6 separate regions of the Homo sapiens genome follow, and regions 2, 3, 4, 5 and 6 are each linked to region 1. Evidence: chromatin loops called from intact Hi-C (ENCODE). Cell type or tissue: PC-9. All regions are shown on one strand. Region 1 has its middle 13 kb from the start of IL1F10. Region 2 overlaps LINC02966 (long intergenic non-protein coding RNA 2966). Region 3 has its middle 10 kb from the start of IL1RN. Region 4 overlaps PAX8 (paired box 8). Region 5 overlaps PAX8 (paired box 8). Region 6 has its middle 31 kb from the start of IL37.

Region 1 (5,000 bases):
ATGCCTTGTGAAGGAGTTTTTATCTGGGAGGCCCCAAGGAATCATCCAGGTATTTCAGGCAGGACCCAGATTTTAATCCTGGGCCCCTCAGATCAGCACTGGGCCAACACAGATGCTACTGGGTCCTCAGCTCTTCTCAGCCACCCCCTCCCTCCCCTTCTCCCTCCCTGACTTCTGTTTAGCACTGCCCCGGGGTCAGCTTCCATGCTGTGATTTCACAGTCAGCCTGACCCCTGCTTCATCTTCCCTGACCAGTTCATCACCTTCATGCATGTGTTGAAAGACAAACTTTGGCATATTAAAATTTTAAGGAGTTTATTTGAGCAGAGAATGATTCATGAATCACAAGGTGCCAAATTGCAAGTGATTCAGGGCTCCACCCAGGGGCTACCGGAAAACCATTTATAAGTTGTTCAGGAAGCAAAAGGAAGAAAAAAATTCATTGGTTAAGTGGAAAATCCTTAGTTGCAGGTTAGTCGGCGGTTCCTGATTGGCTAAGCTTAAGTTTCGTTTTCTTAGTCAATGACCATTCACTCTGGGTTGGGTTTTAGTTTACTTAGGCAGGAACCCAACACGCTGGAGTCATCTCAGCCTAATACCTTCCCAATTAATTATTTTAACACATGGTAACTCATTTCTGCTGGCCCTTCCCTTGTGAACTGTGCCCATGGACCACCCAGGCAAATGCAGGCCTCCTCCTACTTACTAGTGGTGCTGTTCCAAGTTGAATCATGTTCTCTATATAACTAAAAAAAATTTTCACATGTAAAATATGCCAATTCTCTAACAGTGCACAGAAGAGGAAGAGGACATAAAGACTTAGAAGACATGTCTCTATGACTGAAGGACACATAGTGCAGATGGGAAAACCAGACCTTGTGAATAAAAGCTCATATTTATTGACTGCAAGACACTCCAAATAGCACTTAGAATCAAATTCTGCAGGACTGTGGTAGAAATAGTGATGGGACTTTCTGGCACTAGGGTTTAAAAGTAAGGAATGGAGGCAATTTCTGACAGGTGCAGTTCAGCGATGCCAAGAGTATTCTTCTCCCACGCCCCAAGGCTCATTCCTTAAATTCCTTCTCCTCCCTAGAAACCACACCAAAGTCTTCACTCCAAAACCTAACCAGGCTAGAGGGTTATTATTATGTGAATTCTAGGGAGAGGTACACTTTAGGTCTTATCCACTATTTACATCTCAGAATGAACTGGTAGGTCCAGAGAGAGAGCAAACAGGCAATTAAACACAGTGTGGCCAGCTTTCGGTCAGGTAGCACCAGGAGCAGGGTGGGTGGGGAGGGTGAATGTGTGTGTCTGTATGTGCATGACGTGTCCATGTATGTGTATGTGTGTGCTGTGTGTGCATACGTGCTTACAAGAGACTCCAGATGTAGGCAGCAGTTGATTCACAGGGGGCCTAGTCTTTGTTCCAAGAAGCTATGGAACAACTTCACACAAGAGGGCGATGAACCCAGGGTCTCCTATAACCTGTGTTTCCTAAGTCATTCCACCAGGATTCAGAATCTAGTCACTCTTCCCTTTGACCCAAATTTTCATCTCGCGATCCTAGGCCCACCTCTCGCATCACAATAGCCCCTAGGAATACCGGCTCAAAACATTGTACAGAAAACTCCGCAGGACACACAACTCATGTCAGTTCTAGGGAAATCTAAACTCAGATTTAAGGAGGAAACAGTAAAAGTGAAGGAAAATGCAGACAACTTTAATGGATACTAACTTTTCCTTGATATAATTCTCTAAAATATACAGCTACTTCATAAATGAACTTGACAGAAACAAGTGTAATGAATATAAACAGTAAAGTTAACATCTTGGACTGAAGCACTGGCATTCGGTTTACCTGACCTTATTTCTGGTTGGATTTTACATTTGCATAACTAAAAGGGTTCACCAGAATTCTACCAAAACACAGTCTATCCCCAGAGCAGATTCCAATCTCCGCCCTCAAAGGCACAGACTCCACGCTATCTAGAGGCTTGATCCCCCTGCCCATTTCTGAGGCTGGGAGCCTGCAGTGTGGCCTTTGGGCTAAAGATGGCGACAGAGATCAATGTTGGCGCTGCCTTTTTGGGGCTAGGTTCTGAATGAGCTCTAACATTTAATTCTTCAAATACTTAGCAGCTACTGTGTGTCAGCCCTTGTGCCTCAAATCCCCGCCTCACTTACAGTAGATGCATCCTTCCACGCAATGCGTGAGAGTAGAACTGGATCCTGTGATGACTTCAGGAAGTCCGGGTGTCCATTCTGTTGGGTAACAATTTTTGTTAGCTCCCCCTTGTCACGAGGGACACAGCCCCTGCTCTCTAGGAGTTTGGAGCTTAGGAGGGAAGGTAGATATTAGACACATACTCATTTCGACATTTTTCCCACCTATGTGAAGGAGCATCACACGAATGCTTGATCCCTTCTCCCCATGACAGAGACGTTGCTGTGAATCTGTCTCCTGTACACTCATTCCCTCCAATTCCCTTGGATGTTCTTGCCCAGGCTCTGGTCACAGAATTGGGTGACAAAGGATGCTGGGAGCCTTGAGTTCTAGCAGAGGCTCTTCCATACTGGAATATTTCTCACAGACATTTTCTGAAGGTCCATAGTCACAGGACCCATGATACAAAAAATAGCACTGGTTATGTAAGTTTGTCTGCATAAAGGACAGCAGACGTAGGTATCAGCTAGTTATGCATTTTGTAGACTGGTTCCAGTGCACACATTCCAATGAGTGCTCATAGGTTTATGTGAGAAAATGTGTTATTTTTGATACCTTCTTCCACATGCCTCTCCCTGTTCACACCCTCTGCTTCAGACACTGGTCTCCTCACAATTCTCCAAAGACACACTCTAGGCACGATGCTACTCCAGAGCTCCAGCAGTAGCCTTGTGTTTTGAACACTTGTTCCCCAATTACCTGCCTGGCTTGTTTCCTCAGTGAGGCCTACGCTGGTTACCCCCGTGAAAACTGCAATATGCACCCCCTCAAATCTCAGCACCCTTAGATTACCTATGGTACTATCACATTCTAATACACTCTATAATTTATTTTTTATTTACTGTACTTTTTTTCCTTTATCCTCCACTAGAATGCAAGATCCACGGGCAGAGGATTTTCTTTTTGCCTTGTTTATGTATTACCAGCATGTACAAGCATTTATGACGTGTCAAGCACTCAGCAACATTTGCTGAATGAAGAAAAGAACTCAAATAGGATTCCCAAAAGGGTCCTACTTAGAGGTCATGCTCTGCAGAGACTAGCACCAGGGCCCCTGTCCAGATTTATTAGGAAAGACTGTGGCATCAGGTGGGAGTAGTGGGAAGAGGGTCTAGTCTCCAGAAGGAGGGCTGGTGAGGGGTGGACAGGATATCAGGGTTTCCAGTCAATATCTGAATCACTTTGCATGGTGTCTCAGTTATCTATTGCTGAGTAACGAACCAACCCACAATGCAGTGATTTAAAACATCAGTGATTCATTATTCCTTCTGATTCTGTGAGTTGACTAGGTGGTTCCTCTGCTGATCTTGCCAGGGCTCTGTTGCACTCAGCTGGAGGCTCAACTCAGCTGGAAAGTCCAAGATAGTCTCTCCCATGTCTGGCTGTTGGTGCTGGCTGTTGGTTGGGGGCCTTGGCTATTCATGTGTCCTCCCATCCTCCAGTAAACTGGAATGACTTTCTTACATGGCTATCTTAGTGTTGCTTCTCAAAAAGGGAAAGGTAGAAGCTGCAAATGCTCTTGAGGCCTAGGGTCCAAAACTCACATTTGTCAGGAAGGACTGTGGCAGTGGGTGGGAGTAGTGGAGAAAGGGTCTAGTCCCCAGAAGTGGAGCTGGTGAGGGTGGATGGGATACTGGGGCTCCCAGCCAATGTCAGAAGCACTTTGTCATAACCTGCCTCATGTTATTCACTCCTAGCATAGCCTGTTGGTCTAAGCAAGTCCCAAGGCCAGCCCTGATTTATGGAGACGTGGGTAGAGAAATGGATTCTTCCTCTGAAGGGGAAGATCTGCAAAGAATCTGTGCCCAAAGTCACTGTAAACAAATGGAAGAGGAGGGGGTAAAGCACAGGCTGACTGATTCGTGAATGTGCACTCCTGACCATCATGCTATGCTGCCTCCATGAGAAACTCTGACATGGCTGTGTAGCCAGCAATTCATTCATTCATTCTTTCATCAAATGTTACTGACCACCTGCAATGTTCAAGTGCAGAACTGGGCAGGGGGCATACAGAATTGAATGGGGTCCAAGATTTGGTGCTCCTAAGGAAGATGAGAAAGCCAGCCTTAGCCAAGCTCTCTCAAATCTTCTTCATCTTGCTCTGTGGTTTTAATGCTAACTAGGAACCCAAGGGAGAGGGTCAGCCCTTGGAATGTCTTCCAGAGGAAGGTGAAGCCCAGCTGGAGTCCCAGTCTGTGGCAAGTAAACTGGGAGAAGCAAGGACAGGCTTAAGGCTTAGCTTCTGTGCCAGGGGCTATGTGTAAGGTTTGACTTCCTAGCCTTCTCAGGTTCACACACTACTCCTCATTCCTTCATGCCCTCCCAAGCCCTGAATTCAATGTTGGGCAACAGTGAGAGCTTAATCAATGGCTTTGAATGATTCTTAGGCAAGCTGAGAGGAATATCAACAAATGTTTTATCCGATATTCCCAAGAGTAGCCTGACCCAAATCCAAGATTATCTCCATGGCCTGCCCCTTTACATCAACTCAGAGGATGCTGCTGACATTATATATTTGCATGCTTACTATGTTAAAAATGTACTGTCAGGAAACCAGAGGCTCTCAAATTATCTTAACCACTTATATCAGGATCAGCTGAAATGCTAGTTAAAAATGAAGATTTCTGGGACTCTACCCCTTACTGGCTAATACAAAATTGCAAAATTGTGGAGCTGAGCCTAGAAAGCTGAATTTCTAGGCAGCCTGTGGGTTATTCTTATGAAGAGTCTGAGGATCTCCAGCCTCTACAGAACGTCACTTCTTCCACGT
Region 2 (5,000 bases), 310 kb after region 1:
GACAGCAGTCATAACATAATGGGTGAAAACAAAGCTCAAGTACATGAGGATGATTATATCTTTAATGGTATCTTGAAGCTCTCAGAGATCATCAAGTCTTGACTTCTATGTTAAAAAAGAAAGAAAACTGATGACCCATATTTCAACTGAGGCATGTGACATTTCTGCTCTACTCAGCACTCCTCACTTATCTAACAAAAATTCATTACGGCTTCTTATGTTCCAGGCACCGGGCTAGGTGTTTAAGGAAAACAGAGGGAGGAAATAAAAATGTTTATAAAACGGCTTTTGTCCTCAACAGCTCACAGGGCAGACAGACCCTGACAGAATAGAGACCTCATGAAGAGTGGAGATGGGAAGGGCATTCTCTCCACACGCATCCCTGTCCCACCTCGGAGATTTCCTCCTCAGAACGCTCCCTCTTACTGCTTTCCTGTCTCACTCTTTCAAGCTCTCGGTTTAGAAGGTGTTTCCTTAGAGCACCCTTGCTGACCTCTCAAGTCTGGTGAAAGGCCCTTCTCACTGGTGCCTGGATGCCCTGTGTACTCCTGTCATGCACACAACATAGCATAGTAAAATGCCTGGCGTGTGTGTTTGTCTTTTCAATACTCTGAGCTCTGCTCATTGGCAAATCTCAGGACATAGCACAAGCTGTGGCCCCTAAATGTTAACTGAATGAACGAACGGAATCACTGGTGTCTCTTTAGCTTGAAGAATAGAAAGCCCTTGTAGGACAAAGAAGATTGGGAGAAATGTGAAGTCTGGTGTGGACTCTGTCAGAAGGCAGAACTGAACCAATGGATGGACTTAGAGAGACTTCGGTTTCACATCAGGAATGATATCATAGTCAGAACTCACGACACACATAATAGGTTAGATGAGGGAGGAGGGAGTCCTTCATTGCAGGAGTTTTTAAGGTGAATACAAGAAATGGGAGGCATTCGGCCTGGCGCAGTGGCTCACGCCTGTTAATCCCAGCACTTTGGGAGGCCAAGGCGGGTGGATCACAAGGTCAGGAGTCGAGACCAGCCTGGTCAAGATGGTGAAACCCCATCTCCACTAAAATACAAAAATTAGCCGGGTGCGGTGACGGGCACCTGTAATCCCAGCTACTTGGGAGGCTGAGGCAGAAGAATCACTTGAACCCGGGAGGCAGAGGTTGCAGCAAGCCAAGTTTGAGCTACTGCACTCTAGCCTGGGTGACAGAGCAAGACTCCATCTAAAAAAAAAAAAAGAAATGGGAGGCACTGAGTTTCTGGCTCAGTTTGCTGATGCCAGAAACACAGAGATGACTGGTAAGTAAAATCCACTAGAAAGTGCATGACAGGTTTCTTTTTCCTTATATTTTTCTTTTTTAAATACAAAAGTAATACCAGTCCACTGAAAATTTGAAAAGTATATGGCATTAAAAAGAGAAAAATAACATCTGATAATCCAACAAGATAAACTCTCTAAAATTTCTTTTCTCTTTTTAAATGAATATGTTAAGCTTGAAATATAATTTTAAATTTATCTTGATGTTTTACTCAACAATGTAGAAGCATCTTTTATGTCATTATTTTAAGTCACAACCACTTTTAGTGATGATGATTAAAAGAACCATTTGCTTTTTCCTTACTGTCCCGTTTTTAGATTTTTGGCTAGTGTCTAATTTTTCCCTGTTATAAATAATGCTGAGATGAACAGAACATGTAGAGTTCTAATAATTTGCAAGTGAATAGCATATGAAAAACATGAGCAAAAATTTTGCAGTCATAATGACTCAACACAAGTTTTAAATAAATTACTTTCGTTTTGAGCATTCATTCTTAAATATGTTATAGGAAGTAAGTAAGAAGCATTCCTTACTCCTTATTTTGTTTATAAATTAGTGATGAATTGGAAAGGGTAGCTTGCCCCTGGAATTCTCTGATAAGCACAGGTGATGAGGAAAATGGAGAAATCCAAGAATTCCTTTGTCTTTCCTTAAAAGTAGTCAGCTTTAAGTGCAGGGCAGGCGTGCCCTCTAGCGGCCAAATAAAAAATAAAGAAATACAGGAAACCTTCAGCCACGTAACAATCGCACGTCCCCATCTAGTGGCTAACCTGTGTAAATGCAGTTTTTCTAATCACAATAGCGAATGTTACTTGATTTACATTTGTCTCATGAGGTGAAGAACTGGGAGGAATCTTTGAGATCACGTATTTCAACTTCCTCATTTGCAAAGGAAATAAAACAAGGTTTAGAATAGGAAAGTGACTTGCTCAAGTCCACAAAGACGTTACAAACTGAGCTTAGAATAGAACTCTGGTTTCCTGATGCCCTGATTAATGTTTCCTGCTGGCTCAGCCCTAATCCAGACGCTGCAACTATGTCTCTATTTTCCCCTCATCACACTCTTTGGACCTAGCGAGTGTGCATGTGTGTGTTTGTATGGAACTAGGAGGGTGGGCATTACAAGTCCTTCCTTGCGGCCAGGCGCTGTGGCCCAAGTCTATAATCCCAGCACTTTGGGAGGCCAAGGCGGGCGGATCACGAGGTCATGAGAGCGAGATCATCCAGGCCAACATGGTGAAACCCCGTCTCTACTAAAAATACAAAAATTAGCTGGGTGTGGTAGCACGCACCCGTAGTCCCAGCTACTCGGGAGGCTGAGGCAGGAGAATCGCTTGAACCCGGGAGGCGAGGTTGCAGTGAGCTGAGATCACTGCCACTGCACTCCAGCTTGGGCGACAGAGTGAGACTCCATCTCAAAAAAAAAAAAAAAAGTCCTTCCTTGCTAACAATATGAGCCTCATAGAAATAATTTGCTACCCTCAAATGTGCACCACGCAATTTCCCTAGCTACACCCTGTCTCCAACGTGCCCTTGTTCTGGGGCTGCCACACTCATAACCTGTTGCTGCAGACTTGCACAGTCTTTCCCATGGAGAATGAGCCCAGCATCACCTCAGCAGGGCTGCTGCTACTTTGTTTTTACTGGGACTGCAGAAGTGCTTCTCAGAGTCAGGATTTCTCAAAATTAGGTATGCATTTATTTCTCATACCTCTAGATACTGAAAATTTCATCGTGTAACTTCTTTTTTTAAAATTTATTATTATTATACTTTAAGTTTTAGGGTACTTGTGCACAATGTGCAGGTTAGTTACATATGTATACATGTGCCATGCTGGCGCGCTGCACCCACTAACTCGTCATCTAGCATTAGGTATATCTCCCAATGCTATCCCTCCCCCCTCCCCCCACCCCACAACAGTCCCCAGAGTGTGATGTTCCCCTTCCTGTGTCCATGTGTTCTCATTGTTCAATTCCCACCTATGAGTGAGAATATGCGGTGTTTGGTTTTTTGTCCTTGCGATAGTTTACTGAGAATGATGGTTTCCAGCTTCATCCATGTCCCTACAAAGGACATGAACTCATCATTTTTTATGGCTGCATAGTATTCCATGGTGTATATGTGCCACATTTTCTTAATCCAGTCTATCATTGTTGGACATTTGGGTTGGTTCCAAGTCTTTGCTATTGTGAATAATGCCGCAATAAACATACGTGTGCATGTGTCTTTATAGCAGCATGATTTATAGTCCTTTGGGTATATACCCAGTAATGGGATGGCTGGGTCAAATGGTATTTCTAGTTCTAGATCCCTGAGGAATCACCACACTGACTTCCACAATGGTTGAACTAGTTTACAGTCCCACCAACAGTGTAAAACTGTTCCTATTTCTCCACATCCTCTCCAGCACCTGTTGTTTCCTGACTTTTTGATGATTGCCATTCTAACTGGTGTGAGATGGTATCTCATTGTGGTTTTGATTTGCATTTCTCTGATGGCCAGTGATGGTGAGCATTTTTCATGTGTTTTTTTGACTGCATAAATGTCTTCTTTTGAGAAGTGTCTGTTCATGTCCTTCGCCCACTTTTTGATGGGGTTGTTTGTTTTTTTCTTGTAAATTTGTTTGAGTTCATCGTAGATTCTGGATATTAGCCCTTTGTCAGATGAGTAGGTTGTGAAAATTTTCTCCCGTTTTGTAGGTTGCCTGTTCAATCTGATGGTAGTTTCTTTTGCTGTGCAGAAGCTCTTTAGTTTAATTAGATCCCATTTGTCAATTTTGGCTTTTGTTGCCATTGCTTTTGGTGTTTTAGACATGAAGTCCTTGCCCATGCCTATGTCCTGAATGGTAATGCCTAGGTTTTCTTCTAGGGTTTTTATGGTTTTAGGTCTAACGTTTAAGTCTTTAATCCATCTTGAATTAATTTTTGTATAAGATGTAAGGAAGGGATCCAGTTTCAGCTTTCTACATATGGCTAGCCAGTTTTCCCAGCACCATTTGTTAAATAGGGAATCCTTTCCCCATTGCTTGTTTTTCTCAGGTTTGTCAAAGATCAGATAGTTGTAGATAGGTGGCGTTATTTCTGAGGGCTCTGTTCTGTTCCATTTATCTATATCTCTGTTTTGGTACCAGTACCATGCTGTTTTGGTTACTGTAGCCTTGTAGTATAGTTTGAAGTCAGGTAGTGTGATGCCTCCAGCTTTGTTCTTTTGGCTTAGGATTGACTTGATGATGTGGGCTCTGTTTTGGTTCCATATGAACTTTAAAGGAGTTTTTTCCAATTCTGTGAAGAAAGTCATTGGTAGCTTGATGGGGATGACACTGAATCTGTAAATTACCTTGGGCAGTATGGCCATTTTCACGATATTGATTCTTCCTACCCATGAGCATGGAACGTTCTTCCATTTGTTTGTATCCTCTTTTATTTCCTTGAGCAGTGGTTTGTAGTTCTCCTTGAAGAGGTCCTTCACCTCCCTTGTAAGTTGGATTCCTAGGTATTTTATTCTCTTTGAAGCAATTGTGAATGGGAGTTCACTCATGATTTGGCTCTCTGTTTGTCTGCTATTGGAGAGGTTTGTTATCAGTCCACACCCCTAATGCCCTGACACCCATGAGTCCGTTTTAGTGGAATCCAGATCTCTAAGAAACAGATATAAAATATTTGTTCCTATCCAACTTTGATTACT
Region 3 (5,000 bases), 57 kb after region 1:
CAGTCACATGGGTGAACTCTGGGACTCTGCAGTCACACTCTGACTCTCCTGCTTGCACTGGGTGCTCATAAGCAAGCTAGTTAACACCTCAGAGCCTTGGTTTTCCCACCACTAAATGCAAATAATAGGCAATGCTGAGTTATTGCAAAGTTACTTAATCTTTGCAATAGCCTTCTGTGGTGAGTGGCATATTCTTATTATTATTATTAGTCCTAGAAGAGTCAGTGCTCAAAGGAATCTGCTTTAGAGCCTTATTGCTCCAAGTGTGGTTCATGCATCAGCAACATCAGCATACTTCTGGAGTTAAAATGCAGATTCTCAGATCTCAGGCTTGACTTACTGACTTAGGGTCATCATCTTAACCAGATCTCCCATGCACATTAAATTTGAGAAGCACTGTTTTAAAATGCATTAGCCGGGTGCAGTAGTTCATGCTTGTAATCTCAGCACTTTGGGAGGCCGAGGCAGGTGGATCACATGAGGTCAGGAGTTCGAGATCAGCCTGACCAACATGGTGAAACCTCATCTCTATTAAAAATATAAAATTAGCTGGGCATGGTGGCGCATACCTGTAATCCTAGCTACTCAGGAGGCTGAGGCAGGAGAATCACTTGAACCTGGGAGGTGGAGGTTGCAGTGAGCCGAGATCACACCATTGCACTCCAACCTGGGCAACAAGAGCAAAACTCTGTCTCAAAATAAAGAAAGAAATAAGATAAAATAAAAAGCATAAATCGCACAATGCATAAGTTTTGGCATACGCACTAGCATAAAGGGATTCTCCTACTTATAAACCTAGCCCATCTCCTTACTCTCTATCACACTAGCCCATTGATGACACCAAAAACTCCCCTCTTAACACTTTAGCTGGGCATGGTGGTTCACGCCTGTAATCCCAGCACTTTGGGAGGCTGAGGTGGGCAGAGCACTTGAGGCCAGGAGTTCAAGACCAGCCTGACCAACATGGCAAAACCCTGTCTCTACTGAAAATGCCAAAAAATTAGCCAGGCATGGTGGTACATGCCTGTAATCCCAGCTACTTGGGAGGCTGAGGCATGAGAATCACTCAAACCTGGAAGGTGACAGTTGCGGTGAGCTGAGATCATGCCACTGCATCCCAGCCTGGGTGATAGTGAGACCCTGTCTCAAACAAACAAAAAAACAAAACACTTCCTTACTTTGGTTTAAAGTGTTCCATAAAATATTCCTAAGAGGAAAAACTTTAAATCATCATCGTGCTGCTAGAATGTCAGCTCAACCCATGCAGATATTTTTGTCTGTTTTGTTCTACAGTGTATCTCAAGTGCCAAGGCCATTGCTTGCGATATACTGGGTGCTAAGTGAATATCTGGCCAGTGAATAAATGAATTGGCCACTGATATATCAATATGGATTAATTTATTCGACAGGTCAGCAAATTTGAGAAGACTGGGGACTTGGATCAGGAATATTTTGAAGGAAGCTTAGAAGAGGGAAAAGGCCCAGAGTGAAGGATTTTTCAGATATTTGGAGGTTAAGAAAAAAGATATGACCACGAGGTGGCGGTAGCACACATAGGCTTTCGGGTTGATGCTTTAACAGGTTTACACTGGGGAAGGTCCTTTATAGCAGGAATTGGTCAAGGAGGCTATAGTGTGGAGATGGGGTCCTACTCAGAGGGGAAGGAGGGCAAGAGGACTCCTAGGAAAGAAGAGAATTGGAAAGGGGGCTTACATGGCCAGGTGAAGTCACCCAGCAGCACAGCAGGGAATCTCTGGGTCAGAGAGCTCCTATGGGCTGCAGTGGCTTGAGGCCTTTATGGCTTGGGGCTTATCCTTGGCCAGCAGATATTGGATACAGTTTCATGGAGTATACAGAGCAGGCAGGTTCTAAATGGATTACCATAGGCTTATTGGGGCTATGTTTAAAGCAAGTGGATGTGCAAACATTTGAGTTTGGCTTGGTGGGGTATTCCAGGTCTGGTCTCAGCCTGCGGTGAGGAAATTAATAATCAAGGGGCCAGCACTTTATATAGCACAAGGCAGGGGCCATGGATTAGGAAAGCCAGGCCTGGGGTTCATGCTTAAGTGAGGCTTTTGTTCAACTGGGAGGCGGTGCACAGGTGACTGGGAGGTGGAGGGGCTGAGATGGGAGAGAAAAGCACAGAGAGGGAAGACAAGCAAGCCTCAAGAGGATTGTGGCTTCTTCCGTCACTTCTGGGCCTGATCTACTACAACACTACAGAATCAAGGACAACTGTTTGAAAATTCAAGGCTGAATTCAGGTCTTTCATTGGTGAGTCAGAGTTTTCCTACAGACTCCCTGGGGGGCCCTTGGCCAAGCAACCTCTCCTCCCTAGGCCTCAGTTTTCATAAAAGGAGGGAATTGAACTAGATATGTGTCTTCATCAGGCTGACCTGCAGGAGCTTTTTACCAAAAGTGGCCTACCTCCTCCATCCAGAGGTTCTGATTCACTTGATCTGGGTGTGGGACAAGGACATCATGATGCCAGGGCTGAGGCCCTGTGGACCACATAGCTCCTAAGTCAGGGACCCTGAGGTCAAGTCCTCCCAGCTCTCCCACCTGGCCCTGGTAGTGTCTGTCAATACAATGGAGGGAGATGGTCTTTAACTTCAAAGAAAGGCCACTTACCGCATCAGCAGTACATTTTGACTACATGTTAATTTGGGTTGAAGGTAGAAGATTTTCTATTTTCTCAATCACAGGCTGGCTAAAACACATTTCAAGCTTCATTCTGGGGGGAACATAAATTGGCCTTCAACAGGGGGTGTCAAATTGGGGTAAAATTCTTGCAAATCTTGGGGAAACCAAATAAGTTTTTGTTTTCTCTTCACATAACTATGAAATCCCTAGCCACAACAGCAAATCTCAACATGCTTGATATTCAGCCCAGTTCTCTCCATAAAAGTTTCTGGAGACAATGAAACTCATCTATTGGGTTCTTAGCTTTAAACCTGAGAAAGCTTAAAAACAGGGAAGATTAGCTTTGACGTCTTGCCTCTGGGTCTCCTTCATGTGGAGCTAAAAGAGTAGTTCAGGAAATATCCACCAGGGGTCAGCATTTTGTACACACCTGACTGCTCTGGAAAGTGTTTTTGTTTTTTTTTTTTTAAATAGAAACGGGGTTTCACCATTTTGCCCAGGCTGGTGTCCAACTCCCAGACTCAAGCAATCCGCCCGCCTCAGCCTCCCAAAGTTCTAGCATTACCGTGTGAGCCACCACACCCGGCCTGGAAAGAATCTTGACAAGGCAAATAATCAGTTTGGTTCATGCTCTCAAATTAGTGAAGGTCTGGTTTTTCAAGACTCTCTAGGTGTTTCACTCTAAGGAAAAATTTATTTTCATTCACCTATCAATCAAGCTGAGGTGGGGCCTGACTCCTGACAAGTATCCAAATGTTGCCTATTGCCAATGTCTAGTCTCCAAGGGGTGACACCCGAGAAATTCTAAGTCTTCTGTGCCTGCTTTAAAGTCCACTTCCTGTCATCCTGTTATCTGTTGCAGACCTTTTACCTGTATGATTGACTGGTGTGTGGAATTAACACTTCCCTCCTCGGCCGGGGGAACACACCCACATGTTGGAACTCAGCACAGGAATCCCAACGGCGTGCCTACAAGGGAAATGCGTACTTTTGTGTGTTGGTGGGTAGTGGACAGAACTCGTAAAAGAGATAGATAAAATACCCAGGCACTCACTACAGTGGGGAATGGATCTGTTCAGGGGCCAGCTATGCCTGCATTCTTTCCCAGGGACAGTTGACACAGTCAGATGACTCAGGAAACTTGATTTGCTTGGAGTCAGAGCAGAGGAAAGATCTTAGTGACCAGGGACCTCAAGCTGCCCCACCTGAGCGCTCCACCTCCACTCCAAGGGGCTTCCTGCCAAGAGATCAGTATGTCTGTGTGTAGAGTCAAGACACATCTTCCTTAGGCCACAATGGAGTCACACTGACATCTTCGCCTTCCCTCCTTGGCAGTATTTATTATAAGTCACAGGAGTTTAGTTTTCTTTCAACTCAGGCCTGTGGTTGGAGCACAGGGAGCTAGGCTGGGGCTAGATCTTGCTAACCTAGTAGGCAATGGTAAGGATTCTAGTCTGTCCTAAAGCATAAATAGGCCTTGGACACTCTGAAATTTGTCCTTTCACCACCCCATGCTCTACTTCTAAGTGCTCTCTCTCCCCATCTGCACCCCCTAGTTCCTACAAAAATCTCCTCAAAGCGAGGCTCTTGGACAATTTGTTCCATGAAGACATCGAGCACGGTCCATACCAGCCCTCAATAACCCCCTCTTCTAGACTCCATGAGGACCTGTAGCCCAGACCCCTGATCTGCATGGCGCCTCTGGGGTCTTTCCAGAGGTGTATGTTTTAACCATCCCCTGAGCACCTTAAAGTAAAGATTCAGTGTTTTGCTGTTTGTGCTCCCTAGAGCACCTGGGCGCTTATCGGAAACTGATGAAAACTCACTGCCAACATATTCTGAAGTATATTCATTCATTTATTTAATTTATTTATTTTTTTATTTTTCCATAGGTTAATGGGGTACAGGAGGTGTTTGGTTACATGTAGTAAGCTCTTTAGTGGAGATTTGTGAGATCCTGGTGGACCCATCACCCAAGCCGTATACACTGTACCCTATTTGTAGTCTTTTATCTCTCACCCCCCACCCACCCTTCCCCCCAAGTCCCCAAAGACCATTGTATCATTCTTATGCCTTTGCATCCTCATAGCTTAGCTCCCACATATCAGTGAGAACATACAATGTTTGGTTTTCCATTCCTGAGTTACTTCACTTAGAATAATAGTCTCCAATCTCATCCAGGTCACTGCAAATGCTGTTAATTAATTCCTTTTTATGGCAGAGTAGTATTCCACCTTATAGCTATATCTATCAATATATATATATATATATCATATATCATATATAGATATCATATATATCACAGTTTCTTTATCCACTCATTGATTGATGAGCATTTGGGTTGGTTCCACGATTTT
Region 4 (5,000 bases), 170 kb after region 1:
CCAGGTCTACGATGCGCTGGCGGACCACTTCCGGCAGAGGTCTGCCATTCACAAAGGCCCCTCCCAGCTGGTTCAGCCCTCCATGGCCTAAGGAGACAATATTCCCAGGGACAGCTGTCAGGGTCAGGTAGGAGTTTGGGTGGGGATTAGCTATGAGTACAGGTGCTGGTGTGTGTGTGTGTGTTTGACTGTGACCATGAAATCCCACGGCCAGGCCCTGTGGGCCCCTCTGCACCCCTTCCCCAGTTCTCACTCCCAAGATGCTGGCACAAATGGTATGTGATGCTCATCCCCCACGATGGGATGGTGTCACAGGAGCACCTTGGGCTTGGGGACTCTTCAGGCAGACTCAGCCCTTCACTCCAAATCACAATCCCCTATTTTCTTCCCTCCCTCTGAAAAGTGTGTAAGGAATTGAGGATGTGGGGTCTTCCCATACCAATACTGAGCCGTTTGACCTTGGGGAAAACCCCTTCTCTTCTGAGAGTCTCTTTTCCTTTTGTAAAATGACGGCACAGGTGATTTTCACCTTTCTCCTTCTCCTCATGGAACCAGATTTTAAAACACTACCTCATTGAGAAAAAAAAATACAAAAGAATAAAAGCAGAAACTCTCTGGTAGAGCTTGGGCAGAGAAGGCCTGAGCTCTGTCTGTGGACTTCTGGCCTGAATGACCCCCAAGGTTCCTTCTTTCTCTAATAGGCCAGAGCAGCAGGGACCTGGTGCAGGGTCCTCACAGGCATAGATAGCACTGGGTTCCAGGACTGACACAGGGGCTACAGGCCACTGTGGGAATCTATCCACGTCATGGATGTGTGTACACGTTCCCTTAGCTGCTTTCCTGACTTGGCCTCTGCTCTCTGGCCCCAGCCTGTGTTTCATTCTGAGCCCATCTATCCAGTCAAATCCATTTGTATTGAGTGCTAACTATGTGCCACGCACTGCACAGGTCCCTGATGATGCCAAGGTGAATAAGGCAGACATGATCCCTATTCTTCCCTCATGGGGTTTATTACAGTGAGGTCCTAGACCAGCAAACAGCCAGTTAACATATTTTGTGACCACTTTTGGGACTGGTGACATGCAGAGAGTTATGGGAACCACTGGAGGGGAACTTGACTTGGCTCAAGGAAACACAGAAGGGTTCCTGAGGAGGTCTAAGCTGAGACTGAAGATAAACAGGTACTAGCCAAGTGAGGGAGAGAGGGGAGAAAACTGTTCCAGGCAGTGGGAACAGAATGTGCAAAGACTCAGAGGCAAGAGGATACTTGTCTGTTAGATTTTCCAACATATTCAACTCTATAGTACCTAGAGCCATACTGGGCTAATTTCAGGGCCGAGATTTCCATTTTTCTCATGAGGAGACTGGGGCTCAGAGAGTTTTAGTGCTCTGATTTATATGACTTGTCTAACTCAGCTTATATGAGGAGGAGCTGAGATCCATCCAGAATTTAAGGCTCAGATCAGGGCTGCTCCTTGAGGGGAGCCCTGTTCTGGGGCTAGAGCTATGCCTGGATGCTTGTCATTGGCTCTGCTGTTTTGTGCTGAACATGCCATGGTCTTTTTCACACCAAGGGCAGGATTTGGTGATATGACTGGGAAGGTAGAGCCCTGCAGTGTGGGAGTCAGGGAGCAGGCAGGTGAGAAGGAAGAGCCAACCCCAGCCTTCTGTGTGAACCAGTTAAAGACTGTTTATGGCCGAGGGTGGGAAGTGCCTTTGCTGGGCACACAGTGCCCATTATCACCCACTGACTTAGCACATTCAGAACTGCCTTGCAATGTCTCCTCAGGGGCCCAAGCTGTCTTCAGCAGAACACTCAATTTCCCTTTAATAAAGGGGGTGGGGGCCAGGTGCAGTGGCTGACATCTGTAATCCCAGCACTTTGGGAGGCTGAGGCGGGCGGATCACCTGAGGTCAGGAGTTCGAGACCAGCCTGACCAACATGGTGAAACCCCATCTCTACTAAAAGTACAAAAAAAAAAAACTAGCTGGGCATGGTGGCACATGCCTGTAATCCCAGCTACTCGGGAGGCTGAGGCAGGAGAATTGCTTGAACCTGGGAGGTGGAGGTTGTGATGATCCCAGATCGCATCATTGCACTCCAGCCTGGGCAACAAGAGCGAAATTCCGTCAAAAAAAAGAAAAAAAAGGGAGGTGGGGGTGCTCTAAGCCTCTGCCCTGGGCAGTAAGTCAGGAGGAAAAGCCCTCTGGCCAAACACCCAGCAAGAAGGATGCAATGACCCATCTTCCTGGTGGACACAACGGGTGAGCTTGGGCACAGCTTCCACCTATGCCTGTCCAGGCAAGTCTTCCTAGTGACTGCTTCTCCACTAGGGCTGGAAGAGTGCTTGGAGGGCCTTCAGGAGAGCCCAGATGGTGGGCAGAGGGGCCTTTGCCCAGTCCTAAGCCCATTCCTCTGGTCCTCACTGGCCAGAGTGCCATTTGTGAATTGCTGTAGCCATTTGCCCTCACTGCATCATTGTTGCCTTCCGGCTCTTTTGGGTCCAGGCACTGAACACAAGGGGGCGCCAGACAGCCACCCAAACACAGACAAGACCTTCAGCAGTCCAGCTTTGTCCTCATTTTCCAGAAGTTTCCGGGCCGTATCCACCCAAACCTAGGTGTTTAGGCTGGGACCTCTATATCTGAAAGCAAGGTTTCTTAGAGGTGGAGGTTCTTCACCTCTACAAATGTGAAGCAGGTTTAAAAAAAATGCCATTCTGGGGTGGCATGAATTGGGTATTGTGCCTTTTTTTTAAAAAAAGAAAACGACGCTGTAAGTTGTGTGGGACATTGCTCTTAATTATTATGAAGGACTGACTCGCATCCTTAGAAACCCAAACCCTCAGGAAGCCACCTGAGAGGTTATTTACCGTTATCAGCAAGCATTGTAGTGCTGGGAAAGATGCATTCACATTTCTGGCCCCTAAACGGTGAATTCTCTGGTGCTTATTTTATTTGACTGTCTTCTGAATGACTTTGTGTTACTGTGGAAAGAGTCTTGGGCCTGATCCCTTCTTTGACACTGCCTGTTTTAGTCTTATCATTTGAGAAAGTGGGTTTTTTTTTCAACCTTAGTGTTTTTATCTATCGAATGGAGCTTAACAAAACTTATGCCTGCTGCTGACTTAAACCCCTATAAGAAGATAGGGGGGCTGGGTGTGGTGGCTCACGCCTGTAATCCCAGCACTTTGGGAGGCCGAGGTGGGTGGATCACGAGGTCAGGAGATCCAGACCATCCTGGCTAACATGGTGAAACCCCGTCTCTACTAAAAATACCAAAAATTAGCCGGGCATGGTGGCAGACGCCTGTAGTCCCAGCTACTCAGGAGGCTGAGGCAGGAGAATGGCATGAACCCGCAAGGCAGAGCTTGCAGTGAGCCAAGATCACACCACTGCACTCCAGCCTGGGTGACAGAGCAAGACTCCATCTCAAAAAAAAAAAAAAAAAAGAAGATAGGGGGACCAGGATGGAGAAGTGTTTATTTAGATAAACAAATCTTGCTATAAATGTAACGTTTTTCTAATTTGTAATATTCCCATGGTTGAATGTTATGACCCAATCTTGGGAGTAGGACTAGGACTAGGGAGTGTTTTCTCAAACTTCAGTGTGCATCAGAATCACTTGGCAGTGAGGGTTATTAAAATACAGAGTACTGAGCACAATGCCCTAAGTTTCTGAATCAGTAGGTCTGGGATTGAACTAAGAATTTATGTTTCTAAGAAGTTTCCACATGGTGCTAATGCTGCTAGGCCAGGGTCACACTTTGAAAACCACTGGTTTAGGCCAGGTGATGGCTGGTAAATTAAGCGTAAGAGAATAACTCTTCATACTCCTCCAACATTCTTCTGACAATAATAATGATTGTTTGTATATTATGGTTTTCATTTCTTTTCAACTCAAGACATTGACCAAGTGCCTATCATGACTCAGGTACAAAGCACTGGGAATACAACCTTGAACAAGACAAGAATCCTGGCCTTCAAGGAACTTCGAACCTTTTGGGGGATATGATAAGACACATTAGGAATCACCATGTTAATGGTTATCTTTCTTGAAGGATATAAGTCCAGGTGCTTGGGGAGACCCGTAAGTGGTTAGAGGGAAGCTGCAAGGAAGAGTATCTAGGAGGTAACTAGGTGAAGAATTTTCTTCAGGGGGAAAGAAATCCATGCATAAAGTCTTGGTGCCTTCAAGAAATTGAAAGACATTTAGTGTGGCTGTAGGACAGGCAGGAAAGAGAATTTGGAAAGAGCCTGCTGGCTGCAGATGGAGATGGCCCCTATGGTTTGAAGTTTTAAGCTGAGTCTCTGCAATGGAAAGACCTTTGTCTTTCCTGTGTCCGGTGTGGGGGAGTGGACTCTTCTGGGTGAGTCACCACCAAATGCCCAGAGGTGGGTGCAGACTTCCTTCCTGCACTGGGGTTGGGGGGACGATTGGCGCCCACTGTGCTGACCACCTCTTCATGCAGCTGCAGGTGGGGTGGGCTTTGAGGCCGGAAGCCAAAAATGAGTAGGAGCCTCCTGGTTGGGCGGGAAGTGGGGTGAGGGGGGAAGGTGTGGCCCAGGAAGAGGTTTGAAGCCTCATAAGCAAAGACTCTTTGTATGTCTGGAGGATTGTGAGTGGGGAGGTGGGGTGGGTATGGGGGAGGAAGACAAGACCGCCTGGCCGGATGCAAGCAGGTTCCTGAGTGAAAGGTACTCAGACGGGAAATGCAAGCTTTCCTGGGGTCAGAGAGGACTTATCGTACAGTAAAGGGATTGGAGCTCAGCAAAGGTCTAGGTGAAGCTTGCTGTCCAGAAACATATCCTTTTGAAAAGTGACCATTCAGGGAGGTCTTAGGACTTTGTTGGTAATTTCTTCATCCTTTATAGAGCTCTGAGTAGTTGGGATGGCAGAAAGAAAACAGAGACACTTATTGACCAAAATTCTTGTTATATGCACCAATATCCAAACCCTTAAGATGTGGAAATCCTTTCTCCATGTTCCTATAGTCCTT
Region 5 (5,000 bases), 160 kb after region 1:
CAAAATATCTACTCAGAATCCTATAGCTATTTCAAAATCCAAGTAACTTAGAAAAAAAGGAAAAAGAAAACCTATATAGTCAAATCTTTTGGTGATTTTGTATTCAATGACTGAAACTTCCCAGTGATTATTGGGCTTTTTAGCTGGAATTGAACTTGAATCGGGGCAGAGCAGCACAATGCTTCAGAACTTCAGCGACTCTGAGCCCTGGTTCTGCAATGACCTGCCAAGTAGCTTTAGTCTACTTGACTGCTCTGAACCTTAATTTTCTCACCTGTATGGGAATCATAGACTCTACTTTATGAGGCTGACGTAAGCATTACATGAAATTTTGTATACTTATACATAATGTGCTTAGCACCGAATACTTGGTGACAGCAGATGCCCAATGAGAGTTATCACAGATATTATTTCAGAATCGTGAAGAGTCAGAAGCCACCAAATTCTTGATTTCTGTCAATAAACTGATATTCATATTCTGTTGATTTTTTTTGATGCATTTGTAAAATAGGGAAACAAGAGCTGTATGACTTCTAGCTATGTCTGGTCATGAAATAGCAACCAGGAATAAGGCCACATGATGTTTCTGATGAACACTTCCCCCTGCCCTTTTTTTTTTTTTTTCAGATGGAGCCTCGCTCTGTCACCCAGGCTGGAGTGCAGTGGCACAATCTCGGGTCACTGCAACCTCCGCCCCCCAGCTTCAAGCGATTCTCCTGTCTCAGCCTCCCGAGTAGCTAGGATTACAGGTGCACGCCACCAGGCCTGGCTAATTTTTATATTTTTAGTAGAGATGGGATTTTGCCTTGTTGGCCAGGCTGGTCTCAAACTCCTGACCTCAGGTGACCCATCCACCTTGGCCTCCCAAAGTGCTGGGACTACAGGTGTGAGCCACCATGCCTGGTCCCCCACTTGTTGATTTTGCAGAAAAGATAGCTGTGTTACAACCTGTCCTAAGGTCAGGTATGAATACTTGTGCTTCTTTCTTGGCTCCCCAAGCCAGAGGGCATTCCTATGCCCAGGTGAGAGAGCACGGAGTGTTACTTTGGCAGCACAGTCAGTTACCAGAGGTAGGAAAAGCAAAGGCCAGGCAGGACATGAGGGGCCCTTGCACTGGCTGGTTCTCCCTGCCTTCACCACCCTCCAGGTGAATGACTGGGTGAATAATGATTGACTGAGGAGGTAATGAATAATTTATGGACACTGCTGGACCTCAGTCTCCTCATCTGAAAGATGAGTGGTTGGAGAAGTTTAATGGTTTTCAAATGCTTTTTTTTTCAGTCTTCAAATAAGTGTTTACGTAGAAGCACCATATCTGAAACAGGTGACAGTGGACCAGTCTGAATGAAATGAGGGTTGGCAGGCCTGAGCTCCAAAACCTTCTGATTGCCCAAGCCCTCCTTGTCTTGCTTGGATTATCTCCACACAAATGGAGAAACTGGACAAGGTGGTCATGGAGGTCCCTGAAAGCTCAAAGACTTTCTCATTCCAGGATTCCCCATGTTCATATGCCAGCATGGCATGGGGGTGCTCTGTAGTCAAGCAGGGTCCTTTGGGGGGCTTAGGGATGGAGCCAGGAAATGGCTCTGGGACTCAGCGGGTGTCCAGAGTCTCATCAGCAGGGTTTCTTTACTTTCACTGAGTGGCTGGTGCCTGCACACTGAGTTTTGCAGGCTTACTCTCACAGAGTGAGCTTCCTGCAGGCCCCCCACTGCAACCCCTTTCCTTCCTGGAGCTGTGTGCTGACTGGTGCGTGAGCACCCCAGGCCCTCTCCCCATGCTGCTGATGGTCAGCTTTCTCTGCACGCTCGTGGTTGCCACAGTCAACGCTGATAAAATTGCTGATGCAGATTGCCTGCCCAGCTGCGAGTGCTGGCACGGGACCAGCAGCCCAGACGGTCACTGGAAGTGGTTGGGCTGATTATTGGCATCATCTCCATTGTCCTACTCGGTTCTTAAAGGCATATGGACTTGCCTCACTCCTACAGCAAATGACGGCATGGGCAAAGAGGGGCAACAGACCCACCCTGAAGACACTCCTCATCTGGTTGACTTGGCAGGGTTAAGGGAAAAAGATGTGATGACTAGGAGCTGAGAGCTTAGTGGTTCTGCCAGAGCTGCAGAGTCTTTGTTGGCCTCAGGGTGGGACCTCTCACATCTCTGTCAGCTTTTCACGGACACCAACCTGTTATGATTCATTTCACCTGTCCTGAGCACTAGCAAGAAAAATTCGCTGTAGCTTGTGATGTATTATTCTGGATTTCTCAACTCATTCATTTGTTCATTCATTCACTATACCATTACTGTCTATTATAAGGGGGGCACAATGGTAGGTGCTGGGAATAAAAACGATGTTTAACGTTTCATGAGGCTTCCCTGTCCTTAAGGAGTCCGCGTGTCTTTGTACCTGTCTGTCTGCTAGATTATTAAGTGACACTGTGAGAAGCTACTGAGAGCAGCATGTGGGACATGCAGAAGGGCAAGAGGCAGGAGAGATGATTCATGTCGGAGGGGCAGGGGAGGACTGACGGAGAGGGTGATGTTTGGCTGAGTCATGAAGGCTAGTGGTATTTTTCCATGCAGAGAAGTGGGAGGAAAGGCATTCTGTGTGGAGGGCACACAGTGTGCAAGGGCAGAGAGGTGTGAGCGAGGGTGGTGAGCTCGGGGCCATGAGTAATGCAAGAGCATGGGGTGTGCAGGATGAGTGGCCAAAGGTGGGGCTAGGAAATAGTGGCTGAGGTCATTATGTGAAGGCTTTGTGCTACTGCTTCAGAGTTGTGGAACGTGATGTTGCAATCTGGGAAAGACGCTGATGGCAAGGGATAGCATCATCAGGTTGTGCTGCCATCCCTGAAAGGCCCAGGCTCAAAGGTTTTGGGTGAAGGAAGCCAGGAGGGTTAGAAAGGGAGGAAGATGCCAGGGCATCTGGTAAAATAAAGCATGTGTCAGGCTTGGAGTTGCATAAGGCAGGTGCCCTGAGCCCATTGATGCAACTTCCAGCTGCTTTGATGGAGCACAGGCTCATTTGGAGAATAGACCTTCTCTGGCCCTTGCCCACCCTGTTCACCTCCCAGGGCCCAGCTTCTCACCTGCTCGCCTTTGGTGTGGCTGGGGGAGGCATAGGCCTCTGGGTAGTGCTGCCGCTCAAATGGGCACTCGAGCGGCTCGAGGTGGTGCTGGCTGAAGGCATCCGTGCGAAGGTGCTTTCGGGGTCCGCTGCTGCTGCTCTGTGAGTCAATGCTTAGTCGGCAGCTATCCTGATCACCTGGTACCCCCCGGGAAGGAAGAAAGCTTTTAGGGGACCTATCTATTCATGCTCTAGGCCAAAGTAGAGGACTGACTCCAAGCTGACTCACTGTGGAGGGAGAAAAAGGGCCAGCCACGTGGGCCCAGGAGCCTTGGCCAACTGAGGGACAGGACATGTGACAGTCACATGCAGAGCCCCTACAAAGTCCCATATCATAAGTGGAAGGGTTTCTGTCCCCATCAAAGCCTGAGCAAACTGCTCTCGTGCACCGCCCGCTGCCCTCCTGTCCCAGCACTCACTGTCATCCATTTTCCTCTTGTCGCTGCCAGGCTGAGCGATGCCCAGGAGCCCATTGATGGAGTAGGTGGAGCCCAGGGAATCCGACTGGGGTGACTCCGGGGGAGTTACAGCTGAGCTGGGGACTGCAGTGGGGGAGAGGGAGAGGGTCAGGGGTGGGAGTGACACCCCTCACAGCCCTGGGTGACTCTGGGGTAGTTACAGTTGAGCTGGGGACTGCAGGGGCTGGGGGAGAGGGAGAGGAGCAAGGGGTGGGACACCCCTTACAGCCCTGGGGTGACTCTGGGGGGACTGCGGTGGTGGGAAGAGGGAGAGGGTCAGGGAGTGAGAGTGACACCCCTCACAGTCCCTGCTGACACTGTGCAGGAGGCAGCAAGCCGAACCATGGACTGAGCCCTGGAGGGGCTCAGGTCCTTCCTCCAGGGGGCCTCCTGGTGGGAGGGATTCTTGGAGTTAGAGCTGTCTCAAGTGTTTGCACCTCTCCATAGTTCAGTGAATCTGCCCTGGGAACAGGCCAGACTTCGTCGCAGTGGCACAACTCAGTCTACACATGGGTTTGTGAATGGTACTGTGCACAGCTATGTCTGTGTGGGTGTGTCTGTGTGTGCCTCTGTGTATATGTGGGTATGCTGAAGGGGAGGTGTACACGAGCATGTGTGTGTATCCAGGTCTCTCAGCACTCACTCAGCGTGTGTCCGGGACTCAGGGACTTGGTGGCCACGCAGCTGTCCATAGGGAGGTTGAATGGTTGCTGCACTTTGGTCCGGATGATTCTGTGATGAAGAGAAGAAAGGCCATGAGAGAGAAGAGGAGGAAAGAGAACTCATGGCTGCCCCAGACCCAGTCGCCTTTTTGACACCCCTTTTGGGTATCTCCAAGGCACTTGAAACTCAACTGTCCACAGTCAAGTCTGTGACCCTACTCCGCATGCCTAGTCCTCCTCAGTTGTCCGCATTTCATGATTGGTACCATCAGTCACTCAAGGCCAAAACAGAGATGGGGCTTAACCTCTGCTTCCCTCTCTTTCCTATCAAACCCATCATCAAGTTCTGTGTTTTGACCTTGTGAACCTTGCCAACGTTGACCCCTCTCTGCGTCTCTCCATCAGCACCTTAGTGCATGTCATCACCAGTGTTCCAGGGTCACTCAGTGGCCCACGCCCATCCCCTCTTGGCCCTTTCTAAGTGATTCTCCCTACTGCAGCCAGAGTGGACTTTCTGAAATGCAAGTTGGCTTAAAATCTGCCAAGGGTTTCCCATTGCTTTATGACCAAAGGCAAGAAGATATAACACAGCCCCCAGCCTCTGAAAGGTCACCTCTGCTGACATCTTCAACTTCAGCCTACCTTGTGCTCCCCTGCTCTTTATCTACTGGTTTTCTTTTCTTTCTTTCTTTTTTTTTTTGAGATAGAGTCTTGCTCTTGTCGCCCAGGCTGGAGTCCAGTGGCGTGATCTCA
Region 6 (5,000 bases), 140 kb before region 1:
GGACATAGTCTGTTCCTAACTCTGGGACTACCTGTGCCTTTTGACTGTGCCCAGTGAGCAGCTGTGGCTCTGGGCCCAGACCCACAGGGCGATAAGGCACAGAGGTACGCATGGAGCAGGCTGTCCTTGCTGAGTGATCATGAAGATACACTTACATAGAGCAGCACTTTTCCTTCCAGTCTTTGTGATTTAACTCATTAGATCCTTATAACAAGAGTCAGTCCTCTATTTAACCCATGAAGCACAGGTGGAGTCCAAGCTTAGTTTGTGAAGGATGAGCCAAAAGGATTCTTCTCTTGTAGACCTCAAGCTCAGCTCTCTCCATGGGCCCTGGAGTAGGTGAGAAGGCCTCTGTCTTCCAGAGCCCACTGCCAATCATCTACATTTTCTGTTAGCCCAATTCTAGGACATTGCTTTACCAACTGAAGGGTGAGAACTATCATAAGTTATAAAAATCAATTGAAAAACAAAAAGGTACAGAACAGAAAATAAAAGATGAGAATCTATTAAACATAGTGATGTTACTGGAAAAGGGGGTCTCAAACCAGACCCCAAGAGAGAGTCCTTGGATTTCACACAGGAAAGAACTCAAGGTGAGTTGCAGGGTGCGGTGAATTGAGAGAGTTTATTGAAAGCTATTCCATTACAAAGTAGAGCATCCTCAGACAGCAAGTGGAGGAACATGCCATCATTAAATTTTTCTTATATAGGAATCTTGTCTATATAAAGACTAAACTAAGCTGTGGCTATGTGTGGGTGGGCCGACAGCATGAAAACATTTATTCTCCTATTGATTTAAAGAGAACTATCCTTGACATTTTAGTGTGTTTAAGTACATCAAAGCATAACTATAATTATCTTGAAAGCATATATTTTTATAGGGATTGGGACATCTGGGCTTTCTGTTGTTGTAGAAGTTTGTCCTTGCAGGGATTACCAAGCCACTTCCTTAGCTGTAAACATCTTAGGGCCATGGGTCCTGACTGGCAAGGAATGTGTCTTGCTAGTTTTAAGATGGGCTTGATTTGAAAATGGTGTCCATCTGGCTCTCCTAGGCTCCTGCTTTCCTAACAGTAAGGGTAAATGCTATGTTATGAAATGTCATTTCTGCCTTTAGCTTGCAAACTCTTGATGGTGAAATTCTCCTGTCCGTTTTCAGTGGGGTATTTATTCTGCATCCACGTCTTCACAAGGAGCTGAAAACAAATTGGATGGAAGCAACTGGGTTTTATGGGACACGTTAATGTTTTAATGTCATTTGGTGTGGAATTCAGATGTCCAAGCAACATTTTACACTACAAATCTGCAACTTTAATAATCACTCAAAGTACCTGAACCTCAATGCTTTCAGACAGACTTGGTATAAAGCCACCACCTCTTTCTATTATGGCAGCCCTATCCTGAGGACACAAATTTCTGCAGGGCTTCTGGCATATCTCTGATTAAACAAATGTCAACAAGGTTAAAACAAATGTCATCTCTGATTTGTTTGTTTTAAAGCCTGGATTTACTCATTGAATATTTCACTCCTACTAGCATGTCTTGTAGTAGTTTTCTTCAGGGACCCTAATTATTGCTATTAAAAATATGTGTGCAGCTACATGTTTTTTTTTTATCAATTTGCAATGAAAACTTTAATTGAATAATCTATTAGTGTTATTATTTGAAAGTGAAATCTTTTCCTTTTGCTTTCTTGTTCTCACACATAGTGCAGACAGTTTCCACACGGGCTCATAAAAGGAATGATTCTGCCTTGTGTGAACTTTTTGCCTTTATTGTTAATTGCACCATTTTGTGACTGGCTTCTTGACCCTGTTGTAACCAAGCTCATAATGTACATTATTTCTTATTTTGCAGTTGTAGACACTTGAGGAAGTTCCCATTCTTTGTTTCTTCTTGCTTTTGTTCCCTGTGATAACTTTTTCATGCAGACATTTTTTTTTTTTTTTTTTTTGAGACCGAGTCTTGCTCTGTCATCCAGGCTGGAGTGCAGTGGCATGATCTTGGCTCACTGCAACCTCTGCCTCCCAGGTTCAAGAGATTCTCCTGCTTCAGCCTTTCTAGTAGCTAGGATTGCAGGCGTGCACTACCACACCCAGCTAAATTTTTCAAATTAGCCACCCCACCTGGCTAATTTTTGTATTTTTAGTAGAGACAGGGTTTCAACCATGTTGGCCAGGCTGGTCTCGACCAGGTGATCCACCCGCCTTAGCCTCGCATAGTTGCAGGTGCTATTCTGAGCTCAGGGCTCTGGCAGCTACAAGCCCAAGATGCGGTCTCCAACATGTGGCCATTCAATGTCATGGCGCCCTCTACTGGTCCTGGGAAGCGCAGCTCTGCCAGTAGCTCCAGCAGGGCACAGCTGTTAAGTCGTGATGTTCTACAGGTGACCAAAGGGCAATCTCTGGACTCCTTAGCCGCTAGGTCCTCTCTGTAGCAGGACCCAGGAGAAGGCAGGGGCTGAGGATGGCTCTCTTAGACATTTGTGATGAACCAAACGTGTGCATTCATGAAACTTCTGTGAGCAAGCAGGTGAGTAGAGTTGGGTTATAAAAAGTCTTAGGGTCTCACTACAGAGATGGACTTGCTGTGTAGATGGTGCAGAGCCGCTGAAGAGTTCTACTTGGGGTAATGGTGTGATTGGGTTTGCGTTTTAGGAAGATTTCTTGGCCAGAATGAGGCGGGCAACCCAGAGCAGGGAGTGGCCAGAGGTGGGTGTGCAGTTATGGGCCAGTAATCCAGGTGATAAATGGTGTCTCTGAGCTTCAGGTGGGGGTGCCACATGTCTCCATCTGCTCTGTACCCTTGAGACTGGCCTTATGGGCTGCCTTAGTGGTCTGTTGTCCTCTATCTCCTGGTTGGGCTCAGGCAATGGGAGATCAGAGGGAGGAAAGAGAGCTTGGTTAGAGTGCACCCGCGCCCCTTCAGGTTGGCAGTGGCCACATTCCCCTATACAGAAGGCCACAGTTTCTGTCAGTGGCCCTCCCACAGCCCCAGCTTTCTCAGTGGGCCAGCCACCTCCCCATCCCTTGCTCCTCCTCCTCCAGAGAGGGTTGTGGATTTCCACTGTCAGCAGTGCCTGGAGCTCCACCATCTCCTGCTGCTTCCTCTGGACCTGCCTGCAGTTTTATAAATAACCTTTCCTTACATTACCTCTAGCATGCACCTTTTGTGTGTATACTCTGCCCCCTGTCAGCACATGACTCATGCCAAAGAGTTTGAATTTTTTTCTCCAGGCAACGGGAGGTCATTGGAGGATTTTAGACATTGAGAACAGATGTGTATTGTGGAAATATCTGTCTGACTGAAGTGACCAGGATGGTCCAAAAGAGCGAGAATTTGAGGCAAGCAAACCATCAGCAGGCCAGCAGCAGAAATCCAGGTCATAAACAGGGAAGCTGAGGCTCACAGGGTTGGATCAGGGAATGGGAGAGGGAAGCCAAACAATTCCATGAGCATGTCAGTTGCACATATGACTTGGTAACTATTTTTATTTTTATTTTTATGTTTTGAGACAGAGTCTCGCTCTGTCACACAGGCCAGAGTGTAGTGGCATGATCACAGCTCTCTGCAACCTCTGCCTCCTAGGTTCAAACAATTCTCCTGCCTCAACCTTCCAGGTAGCTGGGACTACAGGTGCGCACCACTACACCCAACTAAGTTTTGTATTTTTAGTAGAGATGAGGTTTCACTGTGTTGGCCAGGCAAGTCTCAAACTCCTGACATCAGGTGATCCACCCACCTCGGCCTCCCAGAATGATGGGATTACAGATGTGAGCCACTGTGCCCAGCCGGTAGCTAATTTAAAAAAGCTGTAAATTTAATGTTTTGGGTTTTTTTCAGGCCACAAAATGATTGTTTCAAAAATGTCAATAGCATCAAAATGTTCTGCTTTTCCCTGTCTTAAACCACTCCCCAACATTTCCCACACAAGCTGGGCTAAGCCAGCTGGCCCTTTCATTGGTGTTAAACCTGGATCTTTCTGGAACCACTGTTAAATCACTTAGACTAGTCTAAGAGATATATGGTCACCAGCCTGTATAGTGTCATCAAAGTATAATGTGAGCCACCTACATGAGCCACATAGGTAATTTTAATTTTTTTTTGTACCTATGTTAACAAAAATGGAAAGAAATAGGTGAAGTTAATTTTTCAAATATATTTTATTTAACCTAATATTCAAATTATTATCACTTCAAAATGCAATACATATAACATTGTTGAGACATTTTGCATTCTTTTTTTGGTGCCAGGTATTTTTTATTCTTAAAATATTTAATTGACAAATAGATTATATATATTCAATGTGATGATTTGATTTGACAAGCATCTCATTTTCTCTACTCTCAGGCTCTGGCAACTACCATTCTACTCTGTTTCCATAAAATTAACATTTTCATATTTCATATGTAAGTGAGATTATGTGGTATTTGTCTTTCTGTGTCAGGCTTTGATTTTACTTAGCATAATGTCCTCCAGGTTTATCCAGGTTATCTCAGATGTCAGGATTTTGCTGAATAATATTCCATTGTATATATATATGTACCTGATTTTCTTTATCCATTTATCTGTTGATGGACATTTAACTTGTTTCTGTATCTTGGCTATGGTGAATAACGCTGCAACGAACATAGGAGTGCAAGTATCTTATTGAGATACTGATAGTATTTGAATGTATTCCTTGAAGTGGAATTGCTGGGTCATATGGTAATTCTATTTTTAATTTTGTTAGGGAATCTCCATACTGTTCTCCATAATGGCTGTACTAATTTACATTCCTATGAATAATGTACAAGGGTTTCCTTTCCTCCACACCTGGCCAACACTTATCTCATTTTTTAATAATAGCCATTCTAACAGGTGTGAGATGATATCTTGTTTTGATTTGTGTATTTCTCTGATGATTAGTTATGTTAAGCAGCTTTTCATACATCTCTTGGCCATTTGTATGTCTTCTTTTGAGGAATACCTATTCAGGTACTTTGCCCATTTTAAAAAAA

Evidence for each region. Hi-C counts contacts between places; a loop is a spot of excess contacts. Peaks named below come from ENCODE experiments on the same cell type or tissue, not always from the same donor. Only the 100,000 strongest peaks of a DNase experiment are listed, where the experiment ranks them.
Region 2: a loop joins it to region 1, with 11 times the contacts of the local background. A loop is called at or near these places in 8 of 110 quality-filtered maps.
Region 3: a loop joins it to region 1, with 16 times the contacts of the local background. A loop is called at or near these places in 21 of 110 quality-filtered maps.
Region 4: a loop joins it to region 1, with 11 times the contacts of the local background. A loop is called at or near these places in 4 of 110 quality-filtered maps.
Region 5: it touches region 1 in a loop (7-fold over the local background); 4 of 110 quality-filtered maps call a loop at or near these places.
Region 6: it touches region 1 in a loop (4-fold over the local background); 3 of 110 quality-filtered maps call a loop at or near these places.

What each region holds. Positions count from the first base shown.
Region 1 is chr2:113,078,188-113,083,187 of GRCh38, forward strand. No RefSeq gene overlaps it. Among named protein-coding and RNA genes, the nearest start is that of IL1F10, 13 kb to the left of the region's middle. RefSeq lists an enhancer at 1-882. In PC-9, CTCF peaks have their summits at 714, 2,015 and 2,220; DNase peaks (open chromatin) are centred at 404, 1,154 and 2,104; H3K4me3 peaks cover 1,344 bases; H3K27ac peaks cover 3,021 bases.
Region 2 is chr2:113,388,435-113,393,434 of GRCh38, forward strand. The region is part of intron 2 of LINC02966 (long intergenic non-protein coding RNA 2966); the gene reads left to right. Among named protein-coding and RNA genes, the nearest start is that of ZNG1B, 47 kb to the right of the region's middle. In PC-9, CTCF peaks have their summits at 2,031 (motif pointing left) and 2,231; a DNase peak (open chromatin) is centred at 2,067; H3K27ac peaks cover 801 bases.
Region 3 is chr2:113,135,526-113,140,525 of GRCh38, forward strand. No RefSeq gene overlaps it. Among named protein-coding and RNA genes, the nearest start is that of IL1RN, 10 kb to the left of the region's middle. RefSeq lists a silencer at 1-91. In PC-9, CTCF peaks have their summits at 1,516 (motif pointing right), 1,715, 3,045 (motif pointing right) and 3,253; a DNase peak (open chromatin) is centred at 3,056; H3K4me3 peaks cover 457 bases.
Region 4 is chr2:113,246,833-113,251,832 of GRCh38, forward strand. PAX8 (paired box 8) reads right to left here. Exons shown (of 12, transcript NM_003466.4): 3 at 1-87. PAX8-AS1 (PAX8 antisense RNA 1) reads left to right here. Exons shown (of 6, transcript NR_015377.2): 2 at 3,935-4,074. Among named protein-coding and RNA genes, the nearest start is that of PAX8-AS1, 13 kb to the left of the region's middle. In PC-9, CTCF peaks have their summits at 2,526 (motif pointing right) and 2,728; a DNase peak (open chromatin) is centred at 2,544.
Region 5 is chr2:113,238,462-113,243,461 of GRCh38, forward strand. It overlaps PAX8 (paired box 8), which reads right to left. Exons shown (of 12, transcript NM_003466.4): 5 at 4,229-4,317; 6 at 3,547-3,669; 7 at 3,090-3,265. The region is part of intron 1 of PAX8-AS1 (PAX8 antisense RNA 1); the gene reads left to right. Among named protein-coding and RNA genes, the nearest start is that of PAX8-AS1, 4.7 kb to the left of the region's middle. RefSeq lists an enhancer at 2,459-3,658. In PC-9, no CTCF peak of the experiment used is centred here; DNase peaks (open chromatin) are centred at 2,140 and 2,660; H3K4me3 peaks cover 861 bases; H3K27ac peaks cover 4,347 bases.
Region 6 is chr2:112,939,622-112,944,621 of GRCh38, forward strand. No RefSeq gene overlaps it. Among named protein-coding and RNA genes, the nearest start is that of IL37, 31 kb to the left of the region's middle. In PC-9, a CTCF peak has its summit at 2,336 (motif pointing left); a DNase peak (open chromatin) is centred at 3,200.